7 separate regions of the Mus musculus genome follow, and regions 2, 3, 4, 5, 6 and 7 are each linked to region 1. A link is a loop called in an ENCODE intact Hi-C map of the cell type or tissue named here. Cell type or tissue: heart. All regions are shown on one strand.

Evidence for each region. A loop is a pair of places that touch in the nucleus more often than their neighbours do. Peaks named below come from ENCODE experiments on the same cell type or tissue, not always from the same donor. Only the 100,000 strongest peaks of a DNase experiment are listed, where the experiment ranks them.
Region 2: a loop joins it to region 1, with 1.9 times the contacts of the local background. A loop is called at or near these places in 4 of 42 quality-filtered maps.
Region 3: it touches region 1 in a loop (2.1-fold over the local background); 2 of 42 quality-filtered maps call a loop at or near these places.
Region 4: a loop joins it to region 1, with 2.8 times the contacts of the local background. A loop is called at or near these places in 3 of 42 quality-filtered maps.
Region 5: a loop joins it to region 1, with 2.0 times the contacts of the local background. A loop is called at or near these places in 4 of 42 quality-filtered maps.
Region 6: it touches region 1 in a loop (6-fold over the local background); 9 of 42 quality-filtered maps call a loop at or near these places.
Region 7: a loop joins it to region 1, with 3 times the contacts of the local background. A loop is called at or near these places in 4 of 42 quality-filtered maps.

What each region holds. Positions count from the first base shown.
Region 1 is chr12:4,475,594-4,479,593 of GRCm38, forward strand. It overlaps Ncoa1 (nuclear receptor coactivator 1), which reads right to left and starts at 1,589. Exons shown (of 23, transcript NM_010881.2): 1 at 1,179-1,589. In heart, CTCF peaks have their summits at 886 and 1,843 (motif pointing left); DNase peaks (open chromatin) are centred at 938, 1,468 and 1,648; H3K4me3 peaks cover 2,236 bases; H3K27ac peaks cover 1,656 bases; H3K27me3 peaks cover 286 bases.
Region 2 is chr12:4,292,534-4,296,533 of GRCm38, forward strand. Ncoa1 (nuclear receptor coactivator 1) reads right to left here. Exons shown (of 23, transcript NM_010881.2): 12 at 2,377-3,715. Among named protein-coding and RNA genes, the nearest start is that of Ptrhd1, 61 kb to the left of the region's middle. In heart, no CTCF peak of the experiment used is centred here; no DNase peak of the experiment used is centred here.
Region 3 is chr12:4,590,490-4,594,489 of GRCm38, forward strand. It overlaps Itsn2 (intersectin 2), which reads left to right and starts at 2,519. Exons shown (of 40, transcript NM_001198968.2): 1 at 2,519-2,743. Gm3625 (predicted gene 3625) reads right to left here and starts at 3,242. Exons shown (of 1, transcript NR_169069.1): 1 at 1-3,242. In heart, a CTCF peak has its summit at 1,717; a DNase peak (open chromatin) is centred at 2,432; H3K4me3 peaks cover 2,139 bases; H3K27ac peaks cover 1,713 bases.
Region 4 is chr12:4,105,800-4,109,799 of GRCm38, forward strand. Dnajc27 (DnaJ heat shock protein family (Hsp40) member C27) reads left to right here. Exons shown (of 7, transcript NM_153082.4): 7 at 1,003-4,000. The coding sequence ends at 1,135. Among named protein-coding and RNA genes, the nearest start is that of Dnajc27, 25 kb to the left of the region's middle. In heart, a CTCF peak has its summit at 1,750 (motif pointing right); a DNase peak (open chromatin) is centred at 1,782.
Region 5 is chr12:4,525,204-4,529,203 of GRCm38, forward strand. Gm31938 (predicted gene, 31938) reads left to right here. Exons shown (of 3, transcript NR_136891.1): 3 at 2,471-3,919. Among named protein-coding and RNA genes, the nearest start is that of Gm31938, 3.1 kb to the left of the region's middle. In heart, no CTCF peak of the experiment used is centred here; no DNase peak of the experiment used is centred here.
Region 6 is chr12:4,231,456-4,235,455 of GRCm38, forward strand. It overlaps Cenpo (centromere protein O), which reads right to left and starts at 2,510. Exons shown (of 7, transcript NM_134046.6): 1 at 2,297-2,510; 2 at 2,076-2,202; 3 at 61-227. The coding sequence starts at 2,121. Ptrhd1 (peptidyl-tRNA hydrolase domain containing 1) reads left to right here and starts at 2,558. Exons shown (of 2, transcript NM_001204912.2): 1 at 2,558-2,823. The coding sequence starts at 2,572. In heart, a CTCF peak has its summit at 2,465; DNase peaks (open chromatin) are centred at 2,656 and 2,806; H3K4me3 peaks cover 2,458 bases; H3K27ac peaks cover 1,768 bases.
Region 7 is chr12:4,275,858-4,279,857 of GRCm38, forward strand. Ncoa1 (nuclear receptor coactivator 1) reads right to left here. Exons shown (of 23, transcript NM_010881.2): 14 at 2,245-2,362. Among named protein-coding and RNA genes, the nearest start is that of Ptrhd1, 44 kb to the left of the region's middle. In heart, no CTCF peak of the experiment used is centred here; no DNase peak of the experiment used is centred here.

The sequences.
Region 1 (4,000 bases):
ACAGCGATTCACCTACGAACTCTTTACTCGCCAACATCACACTTCACATTTAAAAACTTAACTGTTTGGAAAGAGAAAAAAGAGAAGTCACCTTCTCCACAAGGACACCTGCCTCGCCTCTTCAGTGTCTCTATAAGGATAGAGGAGCCAGAAAGGCTAACGTACTCCCCAGCTTAAAGTTTCTCTCCCTACCAAACTCTTCAGCCACAGCACCTGGGCTTGTCCTTGTCACACACAGTCAATCCCTCCGTCTTCCTCTAACAACGTCACACTACAGGGTGTCTGGCCCATGGGAGTGACTGCTTTTTGTTTTGTTTTGTTTTGTTTTAATGTATATACAAATAAAATTAAACGAGCCACCGCAGAGGTGTGGTAAGGACCGAGGACCCCGGTGTCCAGTTTCTCCGAGTCTCTTCCAAGCGACTATGGAGAGCTCAAGTTCCATCACTGACCATTAACCAGCCCTACCTACAATCGTTGGACCAACGTGTGCTGCTTGTCTTTCTAGGTCCTTTCAGCAGAACCTTCCAAAGGGACCAAATTCCAGCCGCAAGAGGAAAATCTCCTTTATCCGCCCATTCCTACCTCCGAAATCCTGGTCCCAAAGGGAGAAAGGCAAGTGCAGCCAGGCTAGGCAAAGGGGCCGTCGAAAGCTGCACCCACAGAAAGGCATGCCTAGGTCGCCCCCATTTCGCTGTCCCAGTGAACAAGATTCAGAGAGGCTGACAGGCTGGCCAAGGTCACCGTGCTTGCTCGTCGGGGCCGAGGGGCGCCCGCGCCTACTTCCGGCTCCCCCTTTCGGCGGCGGCTCCGGGCGCCCGCTCCCCACCCGGCCCCGGGCCGCGCGCCCTCCGCGGATGCTCGCACTCCACTAACTAGGGCAACTGGAGTGCGCCGCAGGGACGGCGCTCTGCAGCGCGCCGCTCGCCCCGAGCAGCCCCCAGCTGGTGCCGTGACAGCTGCGACCTCCGCCCCCTGCAGCCGCGCCAGGCTAGCGAGGGAACTCGAGAAAAGTGGCAGCGGGAGATGGGTCCCAGAGCAAGCAAAGCCAGGACGGAGGGCGCCGGCTGCTCCCCGCCCCCTAGGGCCGCCGCGGCCGCGCGGCTCGTGACAGCTGCACCCACCGCGAGGCTCCCGCCGCCACCGCCGCCACCGCCGCCACCGCCGCCGCCACTCACCTGCCTCCGCCGCCGCCGCCTCTGGGCCGCGCTCCCCGGCGCCGCGCTCACTCGCGACTGTGGCGGCGCCGCCGCGGACTCCGCCGCTCCTCCGGCCCGGCGCCCGTCCCCGGGGCCCAGGCGGCCCGCCGCCGCCGCCGCCGCCTCGGCTCTCCGGCCCCCCTCCTCCGGAGCAGGAGTCCCCCCACTTCAGGGGGATGCAGAACCACCCCGGCACAAGCTGTGCTTGAGGGAACAGCAGCGAACTGCAGCCGAAGGGCTTGAGGCCGCGCTCCGACCGACGGACGACAGGACGAGGTGAATCGCGTCAGTCTCCCGCTCGCCCGGCCTGAAGAACAGGCATTTCAGCCGCTCTCCGCGGCCGCCATGTTCTCCTCCTCCACGGCTGCCGCCGCCGCCGCCGCCGCCGCTGCCGCCGCTGCCACCGCCGCCGCCGCCCCCCCGCTCGCGGCCCCGCCCCCGTGCCCCGCCCGCAGCGCCCCGCCCTCGAGCCCCGCCCCACCCACTCGCGGCTCCGCCCTCACCCCTGCCCCCTCCGCGGACAGGCCCAGAGCCCCGCTGCCCTCTGGCTCCGACGGCGCGCCCCGGGCAGCGCGACCCCTCCAGCCCCGCGCAGCGTGAAGCCGCCCCGCGCCCTCTGCCGGCCGCAGGCACGCCGGGGCCCGAAGTCTTAAGGAAGTGTGAGAAAGGAGGCCCGAACTCTTTCCGCACGGACCCTCCCCACGGGGCAGTTCTCTCTGCTGCCAGGAAGCCTCGAACCCCAGAGTGTCCCTTAGCGTCCCTGAGCGGGCTGTGGGACCTATGGCCTCTAGATGTTCTTTATAGTTTAGGGAAAGTTGGGGAGCAACCTGAAGGCCCTGGGGATCCCAGAGGAATCTGACCTGGGCCTGTTTCCACTCGCGAGTTGTTTTACTTTGAGTAAGAGACATCCCTCGGGCCTCGTTTTTGTTGTTGGTGTTGTGTTCTGTAAGATTTGAGAGGTGGTTTGCCTAGATGATTTCACAGACTATTAGACAACGGAAAAGAAAGATCATCTGCCCCCTTTCTTTTTGCAGATGAAAAGATCTGACTGACAGTGTCTGGCTCTACAATTGCATGAATTGACTAAAATGTCTGTCATTCACAGATCTTTTCCCTCTAGGGGGGACCCACATCTTTTTTTTTTTTAACCTCCTTTTTTTTCTTCTATAATGGAAATGCTACTTTCAAAAGTAGTGTTCCTTGTCACCGGAGGAATCAAGCAGCCACAGGACAGCTCCTTGAGCCTTGATCACTTTATCTGGAAAGCAGCTCTTATCCCAAGACCTGCAATGTACCACTCACTGTTCTCTCTGGCCGTGGAAGTGCTGTGCGGTCATCTTTGTTTCCCTGAGTTCTTGTCCTCATTTAGCTGACTTGTGATGCTGTTTTCTGCTGTTTCCCATCCTGCATTGGATGCCCCAAAGCAGCCTGTGAAAATCCTTAAGTCCTCCATGTCCCTTCCCTAAGTCAAACCTGACATCTCGCTGGCCCTCTCTGAGACAGCCTGTGACTTCTTTCACAAAGCAGGTACCTTCACCCTACTACTGCTGAGTGCCCTGTGCTGCCTTCATCTTCCTGTCTTGGTCATAGTTATAAAGCAGCCAGCAGACCATACTCAGCCTTCCTTTATGCAGTCATCCTTCCATCCCTGTGTTCATTCCGTTGATTCTTATCAAAGTCAGTACCCTAGTGCATTTGATTAGCTCCTGTCCTCACCTTCTTTACAGTACCACCTGCACAATCCACAGCCTTATTAATAGCTGAAGTGCTTGAAGGTCTCTATCTCTACTTAGTTTACTCCTGTGGAGTCTGTTTCCTGGTCTAATACCATCTACCCTGTGCAAAGTGCATTGTCCGGCCCTCTGGTGCTTACAAATGAGCCAAGTATAGGCAGTCCTCCTGTCTCTACTAGACTTCAGGAACTGCTGATGTGTAACTGTGGTGGGCACATCAACTTTATCTTGGTTTTTCTAACTGGATGTTTCTAGCCCCTCCTTTCTTACTCTCCCCTCTTCCTGTTTTGTGCCTCATTCTTTCTACCTGTTCTCTGAACTTTGTTTCACTAACACTTTTCTTGTCTTTTCCTTTGTGTGTTTGGGAGGCGTGGGGGTATGTTTAATTGTCTTTCCTTCCTCTTCTCTCATATAAGTTGATTTGGTTTGTATCCATAGCTTTAACTATTAGTTTCTGTCTTAACTTTAAGCCATTCTCAGGCTGCAGAGATGACTCAGTGGTTAAGAGCACTGGTTGCTCTTCCAAAGGACCCAGGTTCAATTCCCAGCACCCACATGATGGCTGACAGCTGTTTATAACTCCATTCCCAGCATATATGACATACTCTCTGGCCTCCCTGGGCATCAGGCACAGATGTGGTGCACAGGCACAGATGCAGGCAAAGCACCCATACTCATAAAATAAATTAAAAATTTAAATATACATCTTAAAACATTCTCAGACTACTCAGTACTGAGATTTTTTGTTTGTTTTATACTTATTTGTTTGTTTATTTGTTCAGTACCTTGCTACATAACACAGATTGGTCTCCAAGTCTGAGTCTTCCTGCCTCTGCCTCCCAAGTTGCATAAATATAGGTGTTTGCCACCCTGCTAAGATTTTACTGAATTGTGAATGTAACTTAAGTAGTATGTATATTGCTATAGCTATTCATGGGTGCTAAAGAAAATTCTTTCTCTGGAGTGAAATATCTTACTAAGTAAACCCTTTGACCTTGCCCACTCATAGTCCCTTGCTAGCACAGTCTTGCCACTCTCTTGTCCTTTTTGAATGTTTGCTTTTTCTCT
Region 2 (4,000 bases), 180 kb before region 1:
GGACAGTCTGGGCATGTCTACTATAAGTGATGCTCTATGGACAGTCTGGGCATGTCTACTGTAAGTGATGCTCTATGGACAGTCTGGGCATGTCTACTATAAGTGATGTTCTATGGACAGTCTGGGCATGTCTACTATAAGTGATGCTCTATGAACAGTCTGGGCATGTCTACTATAAGTGATGCTCTATGGATAGTCTGGGCATGTCTACTATAAGTGATGCTCTATGGACAGTCTGGGCATGTCTACTATAAGTGATGCTCTATGGACAGTCTGGGCATGTCTACTATAAGTGATGCTCTATGGACAGTCTGGGCATGTCTATTATAAGTGATGCTCTATGGACAGTCTGGGCATGTCTACTATAAGTGATGCTCTATGGACAGTCTGGGCATGTCTACTATAAGTGATGCTCTATGGACAGTCTGGGCATGTCTACTATAAGTGATGCTCTATGGACAGTCTGGGCATGTCTACTATAAGTGATGCTCTATGGACAGTCTGGGCATGTCTACTATAAGTGATGCTCTATGGACAGTCTGGGCATGTCTTTTATTATGCATTGCAGAGGCATTAACCATAAAGGAAAAATGGACAAATTCAACCCTATTAAAACACAATTTGCTTCATAAAGACCAAGACAAAGTAATAAGAACAGAAGCCCGCCAACCTCTAATGAAAACACAAGCCACAGCGTGGAGAGGACACCTGCAATGTATAACTAGTGGTGGACCAGTCCTCAGACACACACACACACACACACACACACACACACACACACACACACACAAGGAACACTATTCAAAGGCCAACAGGCAGAGGTCTAAATGATCAATGGATGTTTATCAGAGAAGTAAAGTAAAACTGTGAACTACTACATACAGATCCTATAAACTGATCTACATATAGATCCTAGAATGGCTAAACTTAAATGATTGACAATATCAAGAATTACTAAGGATAGAAAACAATTACAAGGAATACTTGTATAATAGAAACTCCACGTACCTACTAACAATAAGTTTATGCACAATTTAGAATTTTGCAATTCCACTTCTAAGTATAAACTCAGCAGAAATGAGTGCACATGGCCACTGAGACAGATGTATAAGCACATTTGCTATACAGTGACATTATTTTATAAATATATTTTAAAATTTAATTTTCAAGCTTAATAGTTCTAATATACTTAATGTTTAAGGCTGTTTTCTGCTTAAAATGATGTTAGTTTTATTGTATTAAAATATGAGATATAGCCTTATTGTCTAAGAACATACATGTAAAGAGACTCTGAAAATATGGAGAGGGACATGGCTCAGCCTAGGGAAATGAAGAACTTTACCGGGCGTAGAATGTGTTAGGGAAGAGAGATACTTTAAGAGACAGGGGGAAAAAAATCAAGCTGCTTCAGGAAATTCAAGGGCCTGGGCATACTAAGTGTGAACCTTGATTCACAGCGGAGAGTCTGAGTAAGCTGCACCGTGCATGTGTCACTCGGCTGTGACAGGCTACACCTACACAATGTGAAAGCTCTTAGAAGGGAAGGCCATCTTTTATGACATTCTTTCTCAGTTTATAAGCAATTACTCAATGAATAAATCTGCCTATTAACTTTCATACCAGTGCCATACCACCCTAAACATAGATCTAACACTTATGAACAGCCTCTGTTTACGTCTGTCTCAGGACATGCCCTGTAAAGGCAGTGGCTTGCTACCCAGAATAGCTAAGTTGAGAAGCAGAAGACAGGAAAGAGGCTTAGGAGCTGCCTTCAGCAGGCCAGCCTACCTGTATCCTCACACCTCTCTCTTATTTCATGGACATCAGAGCTTCCTCAAATTAGCTGTTACCCAGAGTCCATATATCCTAGAATGGCTTACTTTAAAAGACCGACAATACCCAAACAGTCTTAAGATGTCAACTCTGATTCTTTAGAAAACCAGTAGAAAGGAAGAGAGGAAGGAAAGAAGGCATCATTTAAAAACCACACAGGACCACTGTAGCCCCTAGAGTTTTACAAGGAATGTCTGAGGGCACTCCATGCTTTTATCCTCTACTTCAATGGTTCTCAGCCTTCCTGATGCTATGACCCTTTAATACAGTTCCTCACTTTGGGGTGATCTTCAACCATAAAATTATTTTCATTGCTACTTCATAACTATAATTTTGCTACTATTATGAATTACAATGTAAAGATCTGATATGCAGGATATCTGGTATATGACCTACAGGTTGAGAGTCACTGCTCTGAACTAATTCCTTAGTGCTGAAAGACAGAAATAAAGCATCCATCCAGATATGGACTACAGTAGGAGTAGAAAAAGGCCAAGTAGAGAAGAAATAAATTCCCACTCTATGAAGCAAGGATTCACCCACCTGGCTCTGGGACTCCAGTTTAACTTCCTCAGGAGCAGGTTTGGTCATTGGGGTTGGGTTTGTGTTACAAGGATCCATCTGTTCTTTCTTCTCCACTTTGACCTTTACGTCATCCAGGCACAGGTTTGGAGTGGACCTTAAATCTTTCTCATCTTTGTCTAAAAGGTAGCGTAGGAGCTGATGGTCTTTTGACTCTTTTTTCTTTGCAGCATCCAGTTCCAGTTTTATGCTGGCACTCCCCTGGGATTGTCCAGACACTGACACAGCAGTAGAGGCTGGCACACTGTCCTTCTTCTCGGGTTCCACAGACAAAGTGGTGATGTCTGAGGGGCTGCCCTCCTGTAAAAGCCGGTGCAGAATTTTATGCCGCTCAGTCAGAGAGCTGTGAGAAGAGGGACAAGTACCTCCTGAGGGGTTAGAGGAGGCAGAGCTGGAAGTACCAGTGCAAGACAGTACATCTTTGCAGCTTGTGTCTATGTCGGCATGCCGTAACTGCTGCTCTGCGGTCGTAGTCAATAGCTGTACTAGCTTGTGACTAGTTTGAGAGTATTTACTGTCTCCTTCTGAGAGTCTGTCATTGTTATGCAGAAGTCCTGAGTCCAGAGGCTTGCCTTCGTTAGCACTGTTGTCGCTGTTGTCGGACTGAATCATTTCATTTAAAATGGATGCAATCTCTTTGCTGTCTTTGGACTCAGCCTTTGCTGGTTGCATACTTAATCTGCTAGGTGAATTCTGTGAGCTCATCTGCCGAAGGACTGGAGACCCAGCAGAGAAGCCAACAGAGTTATTGGGTCCTTCATTCATACCTTGTAAAGATGTTACTGGGATATTTGAATAGGATCGATTATTATTATTACAGGCACCACTAGTAATGCCAACTGGGGAGCTTAATGTTGGAATATTTGGAGGAAATGAATTGTTTGACATCCTGGCCCTTGTTGCCAAGCCAGAATTAGCTTGTCTCCTCGGAGACATGAACTGTGAGAGGGCAATTCCTGTACCTTCCATAGGAGAATTATTGAGGTTTAAAGAGGGATTGCTGCTCTGGGAACCTGCCTGTCCCTGGTTTAAGGCAACATTGGCTACAATCTGATTTCCAGGTGAACATCCAAAGTTCCCTTGGTTGTTGCTAGAGTTAGTATGACTGCTGCTGCTGTTGAGGTCTGAGCTCTGTTGGCGGTTTACTCTGGCAGAGACCATGTTGTTGTTGGATGGTGGCAACGTGGATGAACGGGTCACACCATGGGCTGGAGAGATACCAGGATTGACTGAGGGATTTATTCGGGGAATTGACATTCCAGAATTACTGTCATCTTGAGGAGAAAGCCCACTGTGCTCCCTAGGGGGAAAAATACATTATTATTCAATCATTTAAATCTGTTTTTATTATATTTTCATGATGCTATTATAAGAAAGACCATTTGCCGCATTAATGTCCCAAACTGCCAAGTAGAGAGTTTCTGCATCACCCTAAGTTAGGGGTCAGGGACCTGTCATTACCACTGACAAAGAGCAGCACCACTTCCTAGGAAATGGCACCCGTGGACTCTTGCATCATTGACAGTGCTGTGAGGAATAAATTGGTGTTGGGAAAATATGCAATAGATATACTAATAAACTTGTC
Region 3 (4,000 bases), 110 kb after region 1:
CTGGAAGGAGCATGAAAGGAAAAGAGCTTGTGGTTAGGGGTCCCCATGGTAAAACCTTGGTTTATAGTAATGGCCTAAGAGCCTATCCTAGATTTGGCAGAAAGGGAGAAATATGATATGCATAGTTTACTTCCCTGCTCCCTAAGCTTTTCACGCTACACCAACTACTAATCTTTTAGGGAATTGACAGAACGTCTCTGAATTAGGTAGGGCTTGTTATTCATCTACAGTCCATGCTAGAGGTAAACAAATGACAGTCAGATCTGGGAAATTCTGAGGGAATTCACAGGTAGAGTTTCAAGACCAGCCCATGAATGGAGGAATGAACTGGGAGGGTTGCTACATCACCTACCTGAATCATAAATTCCTAAAGACTGAGGATGACGAGAATTCTGGGTGGAGAGAAATGACTGACTATTTCAGGTGCTGAAGTTTTTGCTGGACACTGAGTGCTCTGGTATTTGGCTAAAGAAGACACAAGGAGAGAAGAAGGGTTTTGCAAGCCTAAAAACAAAAATCAAAAACGACAAAAAGGACTGTTTTTGCATAAGTAGGGAAAGAAAGATCTAAAGGCAGCAAGAACATTTCTTGGGTTGCTTCTGTGTTTGCCAGCCTCCAAAATTCCATTTAGCTTGCTGAACAGAAAGAACTACTGTTAGCAAGGCCTGCCCAGCAATCTGAGAATCCTTCATTTCTTTTCTTCCCTCATTACTTATATCCACTAAGTAAGTCCAGATTTATTCCAGAATCGCATATGTATGTATAAGAGAAGCTAGGCTAGAGGAGGCCCTCATACTCTACATTGTGACAGGATAGATTGATCTCAAGTTCTGAATAGAAACTGGAATTATCAGCACTTGGGAGACAAAGGCAGGCAGATCACTGTGACTCTGAGGCCAGCCTGGTCTACAAAGAGAGTTCTAAGACAGCCAAGGCTATACAGAGAGACCATCCCCCCCCCCCAAAAAAAAACCCTAAAACCAAACAAAAAAAATCCCAAGTTGTTGACTTAGTGTTTGGGATACTGCAGGCAGACATACAGAACTCCAATTTCTGATAGCTCTGCAGTTTCTTCAAGGGAGGCCTTTAAATGCACCTGCGTCCCACCGCCCTCCTCTCAAGGATCCAGCAACCTCAACAGAAAGAAGGCAAGGTGAATGTTACCAAGTCCCGAACACCAAAATGCAAGCCAAGGGCTAATTGAAGAGTTAAGAAAACACCGTGAGAGCAAGAAAACCCTGTTTATCACCATCAATGTTTGCTAAATTCCTCCTAAGAGTTGGTTGTCCAGTTCAGTTGGCCCTGAGCATCTCCGCAATCTCTTTCAAGTCAGACTTTCTATCTGCATCAGCCCCAACAGGGGTCAGTGAAGCCTGGGGTCATCTGATCTACACATATCTCTCACATTTCAATTGAAATCATAGGGATACTAATGTTTGAAAACATCCATTTATTTATGGGATTTTTAAAAAACAATTTTTATATAGCCTAGACTGACCTCAAATTCACAATCCTTCTCAGCAGTCAGACTGATGCGACTCGTTCTCTGTGTGCAGGGGTTACAGGCACGCACCAGTTTACGTTATGAGTTTTGCATCTCAGTACACTTCCTTCCATGGAAACCTTACACTCCCATTTTGCCCATTAGGGACCATCATTTCCTCATCCTCAACCTTAAGAAAGCTTTTTTTTTGTCCAGGGGGTGCTGTTGCCTCTGTCAAACAGCAGATAAAGAATGGTGATTTGAGTGAGGAAACCACAGAATAGAAATAAGTTCTAAGTATGAGTTTCTCCTATTAGATGGGTAAGGATGTTTAGCTTCTGCAAGCAGAAAAGTCCGGGACGGTCTTCCTGTCTGTCATGAGCTTGCTCTTGTGTGTGAACAGAGGGATGCTTTTTCTCAGTCTCTGTCTCTGTCTCTGTCTCTGTGTCTCTGTCTCTCTCTCTTTCTCTCTCTCTCTCTCTCTCTCTGTGTGTGTGTGTGTGTGTGTGATGGTGAATGGACAGCTAACTCTTGGGTGTGGTAAAATCCTTTAAGGAGAGTCCTTGAGAAGGATCTGCAGCAAAGGTGGAGGCAACTCCTTTGCACCTCTAACTTCCCCATTCTCAGGAAAGGCTTGCTCACATGTTAACGAAGAGACCTTCAGTGAATAAGAAGGTTCCAGCTTGAGAGACAGCAAGCTCCATGTGTGGTCCAACGGGGATGTCCTGGACATCTCTTGGCCCTTTCCAAAACCTTAGGGTCCTGTGGCAGGAAATGTCCCACCCAGTCCCCGGCAAGTCACCTCGAAGAGGAGGAGCCAGGTGGGGGGTCTTGGCAGCTCCTGGAAGGGCTGTCAGCCGCGGAGCTTCGGGACCTGGCGGGAGGAGAAGCATTTCGGCCCACGCCTTCCACGGTTCCGGGGGCGAGGAGGAGCGCCACGCAGTGTCACGCTCCCCACGGTGAGGAGTAGGTGTCCCGCGGCTAGGCGGGCGGGCCGTCACTGCCCGCCCGTCGCTCGCCTCCCCGCCCCCCGGCTTCCTGCGGAGGCCGCGGCCGCCATGTTGTTGTGGGGCTGAGGCGGCGCCGGCTGAGAGCCCAGCAGCCGTGACAGGCTGCGCAACAGGTTCGCTGCGGCCGGCCTGACGACTGACCCGGCGGCGGCGGCCGCGGCACGGCAGGGTCTTCCCGGAGCTTGGCCGCGCCCACGCGCCGGTGTCGAGGAGCGCGCGGGGTCGCGCCGGGACGTGCGCGAGGCGCCAGGTGGGTGAAGCCGCCCGTCGGCGCGGCCGAGGGGCGCGGGGCAGGTGCGGCCGCCGCCGCCCCCGGGGTTCCACGGGCCGGGCAGAGGGGGCTGCGCGCCGCGCACCGCCGGGTTCAGTCCTCGGAAGCGCGTGCGGCCCCCGCCCTAGGCCCCGGCCGAGGACGGCCGTGCCGGGCGGAAACCTCCGGCCCCGGGGTTCCTGCCTCCGCCGCGGGGCGGGCGGGCCGCTCCTCTCAGAGGCCGGGAAGCCCGGGCCCCTTGCCGCGGCCTCGCTTGGCAGGTGACGGCCTCCGCCTATCGCTGGTGGCGACCGGGTTCCGGGCTTTCCTTAGGGGCATCTGGGCTGGGTGCGCGTTGCCTTGGGGACCTATTTTATTTTGGCTTAGTTGACTTTTCTTTTCTTTCTTTCTTCCTTTCTTTTCTTTTTCCTCCTTGGTCAGGGTTGCTGCAGAGTGTCAGGTGAGCCGCATCCCGGTGCGTCAAAGTAGCCGGAGTCACGAGAGGACAGTGGGCGGATGCTTGGCGTCCACTGCTCGCGTTATAACAGCTAAAGTTGAGAACTGTTAAGCGCTGACTTCTGCATTATGCATTTCTAGGGTATATATAGGAAGCACAGCGAGGAGTCTCTGTAGCCAAAGTTCACTGCTTATTTAAGGGAGAAGAGGCACCTACAAGTGCATAGTGAGTAGGTAAACCGAGGCTGCAAGTTTCATTCTGCTGAAAGACACTGTTTGCAGGTATTGGTCATGCTCTGTGTTATTCAGTGATTGTCCGTGGCAAATACACTCATTTGAAACTTGCATTCATAACGAACAGGAACATTTTGGATAGACCCAGCTACTTTACAATAGGAATTCAAGTTGACACAGAAATTACTGCCGTACTCCGTGCTTCTTGTCTGTTTCACGGCGTTTCCTACTTCCTCAGGGGACGCAAGGTGTCACTTGGAATTTTGTGTTGTTAGCTTAGTTTAGGTAGTACAGACTGGAGGCCAAACTAGGTGCTTAAGCCTTTGAGAAATTGCTAACTTCCCTTTCACGGTTTGCTGTATTGTCATCCAGTGCTAAAACCTAAAAGCAATCTAGAAACATGGCCTACAACATTTATACAAGTTGATGGGAGGCCTGCAAAATTCAGTTATGTGCTTGCCATTACGTTGGCGGTTATTCTTATGACTGGTGTGCTGCTGCTGTTCCAAGTAATGCTGGTAACCATTTAACGAAGTTAAAAAAATGTTCAACATATCCAAAGGCTCA
Region 4 (4,000 bases), 370 kb before region 1:
CATACACACCCGACAAAAGGTTATATATTGCATATGTAGAATGTAACATGCAAAGCTAGAACAAGAAAGTCACGACTCATCTAGCAGAAGGAAAAGATCTGGTGTCTTTGCCTAAAATACAGGACGTTACTGCTGTGACCCCAGACCTTAGTCACACTCCAGATTAACATCAGACTTTCTCCCATCTCCAAGCTGCAAAGAGCATTTATTAACTGTGAGAGTGCTATGAGAAGTCCTAATGAGAACAGCGGCAAGGGCACCTAACACTGCACCATGCCATGCTGACGGGATCACGGGGACCCTGGTGACAAAAGGAATCCTGAGAAGTAAAATCTTGTGGTGGGGATAGAACTCTACAGGAGCCTGGCACCTGAGGGTGATGAAGAGTAGGGATGGGAGCCTGTCGTCTCTGGGCCTTCTCCAGCCAGGTCCTGCTATTCCAGACCGCGGAACTGTCTCATCCTCTCTGGTTGCACGCTGAGTACATCCGTGCTTCCGCTGACTTTTGCCTCATGCTGTATAAGCTCTCTTCCCTTGGTGGTGCTCACAGCTGCCTCCAGCTGAACCTTTGCTTTCAGGCCTGGGCTGCTGTGGTCGTCATCTCCCTGTCTCTCAGCTTTGGGAAACGGCCTCTCTACTGTTTCCTTCCCCAGTTCTCCGAAGCCCCCACCCCATACTAATCACAAGTTCCTTTTCTAGAAGCCTCTCCTGAGGGATTACTTCTGGCTCCCAGGTTCTCATTCCTTCAGTTAGCAAAGGCTTGCTTGCTCTGTGCCTCTTACATGTGTAGAGATGCCAGGCTGCCCTTGATCCTTCTTTGACTGTCTCCTAGACTCAACCTGCACTGTATTTTTTACTTGTATGCAACCCATTGTTTGTTATTTTCTATTCTTTTAGTCCTACCTTTGAGAAAAGGAGGTAATTCCATGGGAGATGTGTAGTGTCCAGATGCAGGATTTGGGGCCAACCTGGTCACTGACAGAGCTTGTCTGCTCTTTGCAGGGAGGAAGTTAATAAGGCCTACCGGAAGCTGGCTGTGCTGCTTCACCCGGACAAGTGTGTAGCACCAGGCAGTGAAGATGCCTTCAAAGCAGTTGTGAATGCCCGGACAGCCCTCCTGAAAAACATCAAGTAGAGGCAGAGGAAACTACAAGCGAGCTCAAGTGCAAACAGACTCCCCTTGAGGTGAAATAACCAACATGGAGTTTTCCTTCACGAATGCTCACTGTTGTGTTCCCTCATGTGTAAGTTAATAGTATGGGTGCCTGTTACCATGTTGTGGCCATTTCTCAGTGAGATGACCGCTTTTGTGTGAGAGATAACCCCACATCTCTTATGCACTTCATTTCTTATTGCCAGATAACTAGGTGTTTGTCATTGTGTCATCGCTTATGCATTCACCTGTGAAAGTCCATGACTGTGACCCACCTGCTCTTCCTCCCAGCAACCCTCCATCCATCCATCTGCCCACCATCAGAGAAAGGAATAACAACAGGAGAGAGAAAGAGCCTGGCCCCCGGGAGCCTGCACCCCACTAAGCGGCTTCCTGGTTAGTATTTTAACCATCAGCCTGTACAGTTAGTAGCCAGAGATGGTGGAGGATGAGGCAGGAGTATTGCAAGAGAGAGGCCAGTCTGGATTGAATTACTTGGCAAGACTTTCAAAGAAAAACAGGCAACCTTGTAGAAGAGTGATGTGAGCTAGCACTGTTATCTGCCCTTTTAGGACACTGACTCTGTTCTTTCTCCAGCCACCAGGGGGAGACAAGCCAGTGCTAAGAGAGAGGCAGTGCCAGCCACAGGAGCTGGAGAACCTGAAGCTCATCCCGGATCCCAGGCCTTTGCTCTGCCCTAGAAATAGTTGCTAGCATCAAGCAGCAAGGATGCTGTGTCCCTGGGAATGAGGGGCCCGACACCAGAACAGAAGCTCTTAGAGGGCGCATTGTGGGTCACTTGGGAGTGTGCGCTCAGTCACACCATTCAGACGGAAAGGCCAGCTTGGGCCTTTCCTGAGCTCAGGCATGTTGGGCACTAGGAGGGACCCTGCATGAGACTCGTCCCTGTCCTCAGTCCTCACCACAGGTGGTGGGAGAGGCAGGCGGGCCCTCTTCCACAGACCCGTCTCTTTCTTCTGCTCTCCTCTCGCCCCACTCTTTGTTACATCCCACATCTGCCATGGCCTTTCCTCTTGCCCTGGGCTCAGCTGACTTGAAATAAGTAGGATCCATTTGGGGCACACTGGGACGTCTTGGGCCTGTGTGGGGCAGAATCCCTACAGTTTCTGCTTGGACTCCAAATTTCTGAATAGTATTTTAAAATTACAAGTATGAAAACTCATGTTGCATAGAGAGAAGCCTTTCTCGTGCTGTTGCCCCTGCCTGGTCCACAGGACTGGATGGAGCTGATGGAGCTGGGCTCATGTTGCTCGACTCCTGTCATCCCTCTGAACTCTGGTATTCTTATTTTGAGCTGCAGCCACCTGTGCTACCTGGAACTCAAAGGATGACTTTTAAATACCTATCCCATAACGGTTGCCAGATAACATGTCTCTTGCCTAAGAAGACAAGCTCTTGGCTTCCTGTCTAAACCCTTGTAGTCCTCTGGGTTTTTCCTTTCTCCATAGTGGCCTCACTTTGCATGGCTGTGCTCTGCGCAGCTGCTCTGAGCTTTAAAATGTTGTTCTTAGTGAACTCAGATGTGTATAAAAGGATAAAGAGGTCTGGCATACGGCTGTATTAGCATACGGCTGCGTGGCTTGAATTAGCTTCTGAGGTGATTGAGCTCCACCTCATGGTTCTCATGGGCCTCAGTTCTGCTTGAGGCTCCCTCACGCCTAGCACATCTGATTATCCAGCTGCTCCTGGAACAGAAAGTGGGAGTCATGAGGATGAGAGGTGTGTGTGGTGCTGTCAGCCTGAGTGCGGGGCCCAGGCTGCGCCTCGTTCAACCACATGGGCAGGAGAGCAGTTACAGCAGGGGGCTTTAGTGTTCCCATTTGGGTCCCTCAGGTCACTTGCTGATTCTCAGATCTTGAGACGCTGTTCCTGACATCTTACTTATATCTAGGGTGGCTGCGTAGCATCTTATTTATTTATTTATTTATGTAAGAGTAATAAAATGAAGAGGTGAAGCCTCAGGGTCCCAGAATGTGTCTGGTTTCTTTAGTCTCTCAGCAGAGCATTAGGAAACAACAGAGCATAGCTCAGAACGAAAAGTATTCTGAACCCTGGCTTCGTGATCCGGTACAGACCTCTGCATTCATTGAAATTCTTAGTGCAGCTGTGTGCTTTGTCCTTCGACATTTTGAAAACTGCTTGCACATTTAAGATCTTAGGACGTCAGCAGGAGTCTCAACTCAGTCATTTCAGAGGCTGAAACGTTTTTATAAAGAACCTTGCCCCCCCCCAAAAAAAAGAAGGGATAAAATATTTGAACAACTGTTATCTTAAAAAGCTGTGTCCTTCTCCATCTGAGTCACCAACTGGTGTCACCTCTTCACTTGTTGGAAGTCCCTGGAGGCATTTCTGAGTTCGTCTTCCAGCCTTCGTCAGCACTTTAGAGCGTCCTCCCCTCCCCTGGTGTGTGCTCTCCTCTGTGTCTCCCTGGAGCTGCTGGGCTCCACTCTCAGTGTCTCTCTAACCCCGGAGCTACTGGGCTCTGCTCTCAGTGTCTCTATCCCGGGAGCTGCTGGGCTCTGCTCTCAGTGTCTCTCTATCCTGGGAGCTACTGGGCTCTGCTCTCAGTGTCTCTATCCTGGGAGCTGCTGGACTCCGCTCTCAGTGTCTCTCTACGCACTGCCGCTTTACTTCTCCATGTCAATGTCGTCTGTGGCTTTGCCAGCATCTTAACTCACGAGTCCAGATGCTGAGAGTAAGGCTGCTGTCCTTCTGCACACTGTACACCATTCTTTAAGGCTTGTATTTACCTCAGGAAACATATTCTAGTATCTTCTCACTGATTGAAATCTCAAGTGATAAATACTTCTTTATACCTGCAAAATG
Region 5 (4,000 bases), 50 kb after region 1:
CTAATAAATGTGTGTGGAGCCCCCTTGAATGTTTGGCTGTGTTCACCAAGAATAGGGGAAATGGAGACAGCCAAGTATAGCTGCAGGCTGCAGGCAAATGCCCAGAAGAAGAAAAAAATCAAATATGCAAAGAATCACGGCGCGCAGCCAGAAGAGCATGAAATTACTAGGTAAATGGTGCAACAGAGGCTCAATCTGCAGAACTGAAATGGGATCGATGAGGGCTCGAGTAGTCAAGGAGACTACACGCAGGCAAGCGGTGGGCTCTGAGAAGTGAGAGTGAGCAAAGGCACGGATGGGCGGACCGTCCCAGGGTGGGCCGTCCGGATGGACTGATAAGCCTGGGGCTCATTCACTCGGGGACTCACGACGGAGACCAGGCCACAGACCATTATCATCACGACTTTACATAAAGCGTCAGACGTTGAAATTGGTCATGAAAGTTCTCCTAGTTGCTCCACAAGCATCCTGTCAACCCACAAAATACCAGGGCCTTCTGTATGATAAGCACACACTCTGTCACTGAGCTGCGGTCTCAGCATGCTCACAAGGCTTGGAAGAAAGGATTTTTATTCTCAGAATAGGGAAACACTTAATTTTACATATGGTAGGTTTCAGCATTATACTTGAAAAACTGAGTCCCAAAGAGGTCAGATGACTAACGCAAGGTCAACTGTAGTCAAGACTATACTTCAGGTTTTATTATTGTCTAGTGAAGTTGCCCTTTTCACTGATGTGGATTTTTTTTTTTTTTTTTTTTTTTTTTGTCTTTTGGGCAGTGCTGGGGATTGAGTACATGTGTGGAGTCATTATCCCCTATAGATAACCATACTTTAAAATAATCACTTTTTGTTTGGGGGGGGGGGGTGGTGGACAACAGAGTCTTTTGTAGCCAAGGCTGGGAAGGATGACCTTGAATTCCTAATTCTATTGTCTCCAAGTTACAAGGGCCCAGGTTACAGCCATGTATTGAGAAGTATAATTCAGTTTATTTTTATTTTTTCATTTTCATGTGTGCATGTATGTGGGTGCACACATATACACATGCATGCATGCATATAAATGTGATGGTTGTTGATGATGCAGGGATTCATTCTTGATCACTCTTCCACTGTACTCACCGAAACAAGATGTTCTAATCACGTCCAGAGCTCATGGATATGGCTTACTCTTGATGACCAACTTACCCTGGGGGTCCCCTGACTTCACCTTCCAAGGTTGCAGTTACTCATGGCTCCTGTGCCCATCTGACATAGTCTATTGGTTTTGGAAATTTGAACTCTGGTCCTTTCTTATGCTTGCTTGGCAAACACCTTAACCATTGAGCCATGAACCCAGCCCAAAAGAACAATTTTAAATATTTTTGTTTTTTTATAATAACTGTTTGACCACAGAAGTATGTGAAATATAGATAAACCTCCAAATTAAAATCATTTATAATCACCTCATCCAATTCAGAGATGTTTTGATAATCAGTAAACATCTCCAGTAGCTTTATTTCAGGAGCAAATATATCTGGTCTCCTTTAAGAAAAAGCATTATAGGCAGGATAATGTGGTAGGAAAAGCATGAGATTTGAAAGTCAAGCCCTCAGATCAAGCCCTGTCCAGTCATGATAAGGTGTGTGATCTTCTCCCAGTTAATTAACTTCCCCAGGCTTTTATTTCTCAATTTGCAAAATGATCAAGGTCCAGTGATCCACTTCAGATGTCTGTTCTGAGTCTGAACTTCAAAAAAAAAAAAAAAATCAAACATTGTAAACTTGGAACAGTTAATTAAAACAAAAACAGTATCTGATGTTTTTAAAGGAATGTAGCAGCGTGTTAAAATAGGCTTCTTCCTTTCTTGGGAGTTTTGGCCCAAGCTCCAAAGCTGAAAACAATAGGTTGAAGTGAATGCCTCCCCCATCCCCACCTCAACATCCTAAATGGGGTACAAGACTGCCCAGGCAGAATCTCCAGAGCAGGCGAGAGCCAGCACTGCCATGATCAGACGTGCCCAGAGCTCCAGGCATTGTGAAAGAAAAAGTTAAGCAAGAGACCCAGCCAATGCCTTTGGACTTGACCAGAAAAAAATGTCTGCAGTGAAAAGCTGGCTGGAGATGTCTCAGGCAGGAGAGTCCCAGCAGAACACAGTGCACTCATATAAATCATAGGACAGCTGATGGCAGGTAGCCATGTAGAAAAGATGGACCCCAGTCATATTATGGACCCTAAGAGGTCCGTCTAGATGATTCCAGCACAGGAAAACACTCTGTGAGATGGGTTCACTGTCATCCAGACAATAAAGAAGAAATTTAATTAATGTGACCATCGTCCACACATTGTCCACATCTCTATGAAGAGAGGCCCAAGGGGGCGGGGGAGGCCTTTAGGTCCTTAAAATTAAAACAACAGCTATAGGTCTGCTATTCACCAAGGGATTACAATGGCAAGAGCCACTTCTTGTTCCCTGGTTTTTTCTGTCCTAGACCCAACTTCAGCAGAGGAGGTGAGACAGAGAGAAGAGAATGGCCGTGTACTCCTTCAGCCCGTTTGTGAGTCTGGATGTGGTCCACACTAATGGATGAAAAGCACTTCGTTAGGATAAGAAAGTTCTGGCATTAGATCAGACTGAACATTTTAATACCGGAAGGTAATCAGAGAACCAAGAGTAGATAGAAAGATTTTAAAGAGCATTTTATGGAAGCCAGAGAGATGACTTCAGATGGTAAAGTGCCTGTCACACAAACAAGAGGACCCGAATTCAGATCTCCAGCATCCAGATGAAAAGCCAAGTGTGGCACTATGTATTTGTGGTCCTGGCACTGGAGAGACAAACAGATCCCCGGGGCTTGTTGAACCCCAACATCAATCTAGCCAAGCATTTAAGTTCTGGGTTCAATGAGAGAGTCTGGCTCAAAAAAATAAGGCAGAGAGAGATAGAAAACAGTTGACGTTTACCCTTGGCCTCCACATATGTGTACCTGTACACACACATGTGCACTTATATGCATGTACATGTATGCACACATACACAAAGGACTGTCATAAGATAGAACAATTGCTTTCTGCTTGAACCCTCTCAGTCCATCTTGTTAAATACCTTAGTTACAGAAGAATATTCTGATGAGTTAGGGGAGGATCGACTGCCAGAAGGAAATGGCCATAGCTGTGCTTTAAAAATTAGACAATAAGGCGATGGGGACTGAGGATATTGCTCATGTAAATCTGGCAGGAGTTTTAATGACTGCTCAGATGAGGAAGGGAATAGAGTGGATGACTCATGTGAGCTTTTAAAGTCTTGAGCTAGAGTCTCTGGGAGATGGGGACTTGATGGATAGCAATGCCACTTGCACAGCTAAATGTGACCACACACTTGGGTCAATGATACTGATTTATTTTTTTTTGAGTTCTTCAGTCGAGCATCTTCTGAGCCAATTTATGAGTCATATAAAAGAATTGATCTCATTGCTTTTCATTTATGCAATGTCTTCAATATAATCCATCATTTAGCAAGCTCTGGTTGAAGATCCCATATACGTTGTATGTTCTGCCAGTCACCATAGGGAAAGGTCAGCAGGACACAGGATCTGTTCTCAAAAGGTCTCAGTCTACCTGTTCTACCTGTTTCAGTGAAATCATTGGGGTACCCCAGTTTCTGTGGCCTGAGCCCTCCTAAGTCCGTCATTATTCTTCTTATAGAAAGGATAGAGCCTTTTGTACATTGGGTGAATCACCATCATAAGTCCATGATGTCATTGTGTCCAAATTGTCCAAGTTCTGTTGGGCAGAATTTAAGCTGTTATGACATTATCTAGAATTTTTTTTTATCTAGAAATTTGGTCTTTGTCAAAACTGTACTTTCTAAATGTAAGCTGGCCTTCAAACCCAACTTAAAAAGCATAGAAAAAGAGAAGGAAGGAAGAATGAATGAATGCAACAAAGAAAAGAGAGAGAGAGAGACCTACTCAAACAGAATATCAAAGCTTTGTATTAAAATTAGGAAAGTATAAAAATTA
Region 6 (4,000 bases), 240 kb before region 1:
GCTCCCCGCTCGCAGCTGCTCTTCTCACCCCTGAAGAGCCAACACCGCCTCTCTACTCACTCTGGCTCCCCACTGCTTCACTTCTGCCCTCAGCTTATCTCGTTGTTGCCGCAGTTCTCGAATCTTGGTTCTAAGAGAACTTTCCTTTTTACGAACTGCTGGTTCTTCAGACTTTCTATTCGATATGTTCGTTTGAGCCTCTAGTCTTTCCAGGTGAGCTAAAACACCTAAAGAAAGTGAAAACAGACAAACAAAACACCCTTCACAATCTGACAAACTTTGGCAAAGCATACTCCACGAAGGAACAGTTTGCTGTGCTAAACGCTGACCAAAGCAGCAACTCAGGGAGGAAGGGCCCATTTCATCTTACAGGTTACAGTCTGCCATGAGAGGAGTCAGGGCAGAAGTGTGAAGCCGGAACTAAAGCAGATGGAGGAACGATGCTTGCTGGCTTGCTCAGTTTGTTTTTTATACATCCCAGGACCACCTACCTGCCCAGGGGTGGCAAGAACTCAGGGCAGGAACTGAAGCAGAGACCATAGAGCAACAAGCTTATTAGCTTCCTGCTACTGCTCAGTTAGCTTTCATATACCACCGAGGACCACCTGCCGCAATGGGTTAGGTGCTCTTCCAATTAAGAAGCAATAAAAAAAAAAAAAAAAACGCCCTAAAGAAACTGCCCATAGACCAATCTGATGAGTTAATTCCTTAACAATTGAGGTTCCCTCTTCACAGGTTGCATCAAGTTGACAACCAAAAACAGTCGTCACAATAGATAACTCATATATCTAGGGCATATTTATTTATTTATCTGTTTATTGAGACAGGGTCTTTCCTACACGACTGGCCCAGAATTCACTATGTAGATCAGGCTGTCCTTGAACTCACAGAGATCCACCTGCTTCCACCCAGAGTGCTGGGATCAAAGACATGTACCATCACAACTGGTCTGCCATAAATTTATAAAGCCATAGGCCCAAATAACCAAACCAGAGACCATTAACCTCTCTGCTGGCCACTGGTGTAAAAACACCCACTAATTAGTACGCTCACTTGAAAAGAACAAGAGACTCCTGATTTGTCTACTGCTTGCTTTGTGGGCAGCAGCATTTCATCTAAGCCTGCTTATCACAGAAGCACAAATCTATGGTGGGAAAGGCCGATTCTCCATGCTTTCCCACAACCCAGATGAAACCTCCCTAGAGAAGTCCAATGCTTCACCTCATGTAACTAGTTTCCTTAAGCAGATCCAATATTTACTTTGCAGGGTTCACAAGAATATACATTCACAAAAATCCTTTCTTCATTTGTCTTGGGACAGCCCAGACCTGGCTCATTCATCTATCCAGCCAAGGCTAGACATCAAATTACTAGTGTATAGCTCCTTTAAAAAACAAACAAACCAACTTGCATAAGATCAAGAGAGAGCCACAGTAGGCAGCATGTTGGCCCTTCACTTGCTTTTCTTCCCGTTACTGACTCCTGACTTCTTTTATTTCCTCTGGAGCCTGAGCACAGCAGTTCCTTCTCTCTGCTGTATTTAGTTCCTCTCCAAGTTCACACGATAAGCAGTGGTAATTGCCAAGCAGAGAGAGAAAACCAACATAATCATAACTAAATGTTTCAATCTTTTGGATTGGAGATGACAAGGGAACTGGAGAATAATTGACCTGTCGAAGTTTGATGATTATTCACAAACTTTCACTCGTCACTTGTTTAGCCAGGTGTGCTGACACACAGAAGGGCAAGTTACTGGCAAATTTGGGATTACATAGTAATTTAGTTCTAGGGTATGGATTATACTTGATTGCAACATATTTTTAACAATTAAGTCATCAAACTTTTAGTTTTTAGTAACAATTTCAACCCACATGATGCTTTCACATTAAGTTTTGTTTAAAGGAGAAAGAAAATGAGGCAGAACTATAATGTGTCCAAGCCACAAAATTTCCTAAGATAGAGCCCTGAATCAAATCCATATCTAATCGCCAAAGTTACTGCCTTACAGTGTCCCTTCCTTTGCAATAAAGTCTGGAAACACTGTGGTACAGAGAAAGCCAAACCCCTTTGAATACCTCCTTTGCACTTCCTGCCTGGACACAAAGTATTTGCAGACTCCATCTCCTCTTCGGGTTCTCAAGTGTTTTTTCTTACGATGCTGGACGTACAAGGCAGGGTTAACATGGACCCGAACGTCCTTAACTGTAAATAGTAAAAGACACGCAATCACCAATCTATTGCCACTATTGCCTGACAGTCCCGGGATAAGCAAAGTGTCCCCGCTGGCGTCCCTTACCTTGGACTGGTCAGCCCTGTCCACGCCTACCTCACCGCCGTGGCCACTATGGTCCAGCCGGGCTTCCTCGAACACCCAAAGAAGCTGTACAGTAATGCTAATCTGTCTACCACTGGGTCTTGCTTTCTCGCCAAAGCTCCCTCACTCAGGATGCAGTTTAAGAATTCCCGCCGAGAGCAACTGAAGTAACAACGTAACCCACTGATCCCAGAGTGCTTTGTGCTTCCGCCGTACACGAACATGGTGGCGCCCAGCAGCTCCACACTAATCCCAGCATGCACCGCAAGGTACGTCCGGCCAGTCTGATGATCAGGAAGATGGCATGCTCTGGGGTGGAGCCACAGATCCTTGTACAGTACTTAGTATTACGAAAGGATCTATCTCAGGCTCCCTTTTCCTGGCCCACCGGCGCACTGGTAGCGCAGGCTTGTCACGCCGCCACAGCAGCCTTGCACCTTCATCGAGACCATCCGCACACGGCAGCTTATCTCCGGGAGCTGGGGCGCATGCGCAAGGTGGTTCTCGAGGTGAGGCGTGGGGAGTATCCGGAGGGACCCTAAACGGGGGTGGGGTGCCGAGGCCGGAAGTAGATCTGCTCTTGGGCCCAACCCTTAGCTTCCGGAAGTACGTGTGGCATGATTGTAGGAGGGATCACTAAGAGTTTGGGAATGGTCTGCGCTACGCAGTGAACCTTCCCTTTGGCAGAGCATGACTGTGAAGAACCGACGCAGACCCTGCTATCACAGCGTTCACCAGAAATTGGTTGTTCCAGTGTCCCTTAGATCCCTGGGAACGAAGCTGGGGAAAGCGTGGCGCTTATGCCTGTGCACCAATCTGCCTTTTAAAACTGGGCCTAGCCGGGCGAGGTGGCGCACGCCTTTAATCCCAGCACTTGGGAGGCAGAGGCAGGCAGATTTCTGAGTTCGAGGCCAGCCTGGGCTACAAAGTGAGTTCCAGAACAGCCAGGGCTATACAGAGAAACCCTGTCTCAAAAAAAAAAAAAAAAAAAAAAAAAAAAAGAAAGAAAAAGAAAAAAGCTGGGCCTAAAATTAGCACTGCCTTAATATTGTTAGTAAGAAATAGAGGCTGTTTATTTAAAAGGAGAAATGCTCAGTGAGTGGGGAAAAGGAGTATGTTTTTCAGAAGCTCTGAGTCTCAAGTCTCCTAACTGACATTTACATAGCACCTGCTTCTCTAGAGAAATCTTTATCCAGGAAAACACTGGCAAAGGGGTGAGAGTGGAGGAACAATGGCCAAAGGGACCAACGTGCCAACCTACATCTGTGTTCAACTTTCTGAGGGGTCCTTTCCCATCTTGGTGATTTACATACGCATTTGATTAACCCTTTTTTAAAGATCTACTTAAATTCTGTGTAGGTGTGTGTGTCTGTGGGACATATGCACATGGGTGCAGACGTGTAGGTGTGTGTGTCTGTGGGACGTATGCACATGGGTGCAGACGTGTAGGTGTGTGTGTCTGTGGGACGTATGCACATGGGAGGACAGAGTAGGATGTAGGCTCTTCTGCAGTTATAGGCAGTGAGAACATCCCACTGTGGGTTCTAGGAACTGAACTCTGGTCCTCTGGACACGGAGCATCTCCTCAGCTCCTGGACTAACTCTTAAGGGTTAGGACCATATGATATTCTTTACCAGAAAGCCTTCTCCTAGATCTCCTGGAATTTAAAAAAGTTGTATTTGTAT
Region 7 (4,000 bases), 200 kb before region 1:
GAGCCACCTTCCTAGGTAAAACAGTAGTTAATGCACAGTTTGATCACAATCTCCATTCTTTAGTCAACTACTGAGAAATTTCCATATTCTTCTTGTTAGCTTAAAGAAATACCCTGGAAAGTAACTAAATATAAGAAAGGAGATACACTTTTAAAAAGGTTTATTTATTCACTTTATGTGTCTGTGCGTGAGTGTGTGCATCATGATTGTGCAGATGTCTGGGAAGGTCAGGAAAGACCGGTGGGTTTCTAGGAGCTCAGTTACAGGTGGTTGCAAGCCACCTGCTAAAGGCACTAGGTACCAAACCTGGGGCCTCTGAAAGAGCAGAAAGTGCTCTTAACTGCTGGACCATTTCCCTAGCCCCATAAAGAGTTCTTAATAAAAGTAAAACACACAAAAAAAAAAAATCAGTTAATTTATTTTTCAGGTTTATTCTTTTGTGTGCATGTAGGCATGTGTCTGTGTGTGCACATGTGTGTTTATGTTTATATGCGTGTGCGTTCCTACTTCCCTCTCTTTTCCCTTTCTTTCTTCCATCTTTTCTTCCCTTCCCTTCCCTTTCCCCCTTCCCCCTTCCTTCCCCCTTCCTTCCCCCTTCCCCCCTTTCCCCCTTCCCCCTTCCCTTCCCTTCCCTTCCCTTCCCTTTCCTTTCCTTTCTCCTTTCTCCTTTTCTCCTTTCTTCTCCTTTCTTCTCCTTTCTTCTCCTTTCTTCTCCTTTCTTCTCCTTTCTCCTCCTTTCTCCTCCTTTCTCCTCCTTTCTCCTCCTTTCTCCTCCTTTCTCCTCCTTTTCTCCTCCTTTTCTCCTCCTTTTCTCCTCCTTTTCTCCTCCTTTTCTCCTCGTTTTCTCCTCCTTTCTCCTCCTTTTCTCCTCCTTTCTTCTTTCTCCTCCTTTCTTCTTTCTCCTCCTTCTTTCTCCTCCTCCTTTCTCCTCCTCCTTTCTCCTCCTCCTTTCTCCTCCTCCTTTCTCCTCCTTTCTCCTCCTTTCTCCTCCTTTCTCCTCCTTTCTCCTCCTTTCTCCTTTCTCCTTTCTCCTTTCTCCTTTCTCCTTTCTCCTTTCTCCTTTCTCCTTTCCTTTCCTTTCCTTTTGCTTGCTTGCTTGCTTTCCTCTTTCTTTCTTTCTTTCTTTCTTTCTTTCTTTCTTTCTTTCTTTCTTTCTCTCTCTCTCTCTCTCTCTCTCTCTCTCTTTCTTCCTTCCTTTCTTCATTTTCCTCTTTCTCTCTCTCCCTCTCTCTCCCTCTCTCCCTCCCTCCCTCCCTCCCTCCCTTCCTCCCCCCCCCCATATTTTCAGGTTTTGGAATTCAATGAGGGATACTCATGCTTGTGTGGCAGCACGTCACCTAATAAGCCATATTGCCAGACCTTAAGATTTATTCTTATCCTATTGACTGTATGAATACCATTAAATACTATGACCGAATCATAATCAAAACAGCAAATTTATTTTATGCTTTCAAAATTGATGAAACTATCTTGATAATATAAAGTGACTATTATATACAAAAGAAATTAAGTTGAAAAACATTAACATGCTAGTAGTTCAGCCAAAAACCCCACCAAATTGCTGATTCATGAAGACAGTATGCAGTCTAATCTAAGATGACATTAATTGATGTATAAAAATTATATATATGTATATCTATAATTAAAATATTATTATATGAGCAATATGAGAAAGAATTATTCTTCTGGGAAAAAGAAAAGGAAAAACAGTTCAGAAAATTCCTAAGTATATTTATTCTTCCCTTGATTGACATGTATGAGATATAGTCTGTGTTGTGAGACACAGATGCCTGTGTAAATTAAGAAATCAAACTCCACTGAGAATGGAACACTGAGCAGATATATTTTCTTTCCTTTCACATTCTTTCTCTAAACAAAGACAAATGGTGGACAAAATGACCCAGAGCTGAAAGTTTAAGGCAACACAATTGGTACAGTAAGGCCAGTTTATCCATAGGAATACGTGGACATCAAAGCAGTACAAGCGATGACATGTAGAAGGAGACTTGGCATAGCACATCAGTCAAGTGGTGATTACAAAGGAGACCTGCCTGTGGCCATACGGTAAATGCTCTGCTTGATCGGAGCTCAACTACATTCTCCCATGCCCCTTTTTAATTAAACACTCATGTCGAGTTATAGCTCAAAAATACTCGTGCACACTGGGATCCAGTCTGGGGAGGGTAGCTCCTAGTTTAGAAGCTGATATCTCTCAGTGTATAAAATAGAAAGCGTCTTACTTACTCTTCTGGTTTATTCTGATTTATTGTTGTCAAAGTATTATTTGCCCATGGAATCTGATCCCCCGCTCCTGGTTGTCCAAACTGGTTATCGATCGCTTCTAATTCTAGTTCAGGCAATCCTGATTGAAGAGAAAAGGTTCACTGTCACAAAGGAGGACAAGATAGCATTTCACAAGTCACACACTATACAGGAGAGCAGGATTTCCCTATAAACTATTACTTATGATGATACTCAGATTTAAAAAAAAAAAAAACAGGCCGGAACTATGTTTTTGAAACTCAAGAAAACAATACATGCACTTTAGAAAAATTATCTACAGCAGTTTTAAAAAGTTACTTGATTCATGTATGTATGTCTGTGTCCCACATGCATACTGGGCCTGAAGAGGCCAGAGAGAGGGTCGGATCCTCTAGATCTGAAGGTACAGATGGTGGTGAGCCACCTTTGGGTGCTGGGAACTATACTCAGGCCCTCTGGAAGAGCAGCCAGTGCTCCTGACCACTAAGCCATCTCTCCAGCCCTATGTAGCAGCTCTCTGAAAGTGCTATGGCTATCTGTAAACTATTTACACCAGGGAAAACTAAAAATAACCTAAATTCCAGAAATTCTGGGAGTGATGAATTAAGGTATAGATATTGACCATGTGCTGTTGAGTAAAGGAGACTACAGAATGTTCTAAGACACATGTTCACCTAGATTCTGTCCCTAGAGATGCATAAACACTGATAGAACAATTCGACGAGGCTCTCCTTGCGTATCTTTTTGGTTCATGTTAAGCAGCAAGTGAGATTATTTTTCTGTTTATAATGATTACTTGTAATTTCTAAAGTGAGTACACTCCAACCTATCACTGTTATGGGCTAAATTGTGTTCTTCTCCCCCAAATCCACTATGTGGAAATTCTAACATCTAGGACTTCAAAACATAACTAACGGGAGACAGAACCTTTAATGAGGTAATTTGTGGCAAACAGACCATTACTGTGACTCCTAGTTCACTATAACTATTATCTTTATAACAACAGGAGGTAAGGACATTAATGTCACAGAAGGAGGTGGTCAATCCAAGATAAGGGAAAAAGACTTCAGGAGAAACCTTGCTTTGACACCCTGGACTCCTAGCCTCCCAGACTGTGGGAACATACTGTATGGTACTTTGTTAGAGTACCTAGCTAACTAAACAATTTTTTAAAAAGTAAAAGGGCCTTAGAGTTTGCCTCTTTTGTGGTCCTAGGGACTGAGGCCAGGGCCCATGAACGCTAGGCACTGAGCTGAGTACCCCTTCTAGGCCTCGGAAATTTTAAGAAGAAACTTACTTAAGTAGAGTTTCACTTTCTAGCAGTGTCACATACCTGTAATCCTAGCACTCAGGAAGCTGAGGCAGAAGGATTGCCACAAGTTTGAGGCAATCTGGTCTGTATACTGAACTATGTAATGAGCTGGTCTGTACAAACAGCCAGCCTGAGGTACACAGGTAGAGTCTGTCTCAAAGCAAAAGGAAAACCAAAACCTCAAGTTCCCCATTTTAATCATGAATGAGTAGGTTTGAGGATGTTTAAAAAATATACAAAACATACAAGGTTTACTTTTTAACATAAAAATTTCTTAACTCAACTATACCTTTACTTTCATTGTTTTTGGTGTATATGTGATTATGTGTATGCACACACATACTCATCTATGTAAGATAGGAGCTCAGAGCTCCTTCTGTTTCTTTCTTAATTAAAAAAAATGTGTATGAGTGTTTTGACTATGCA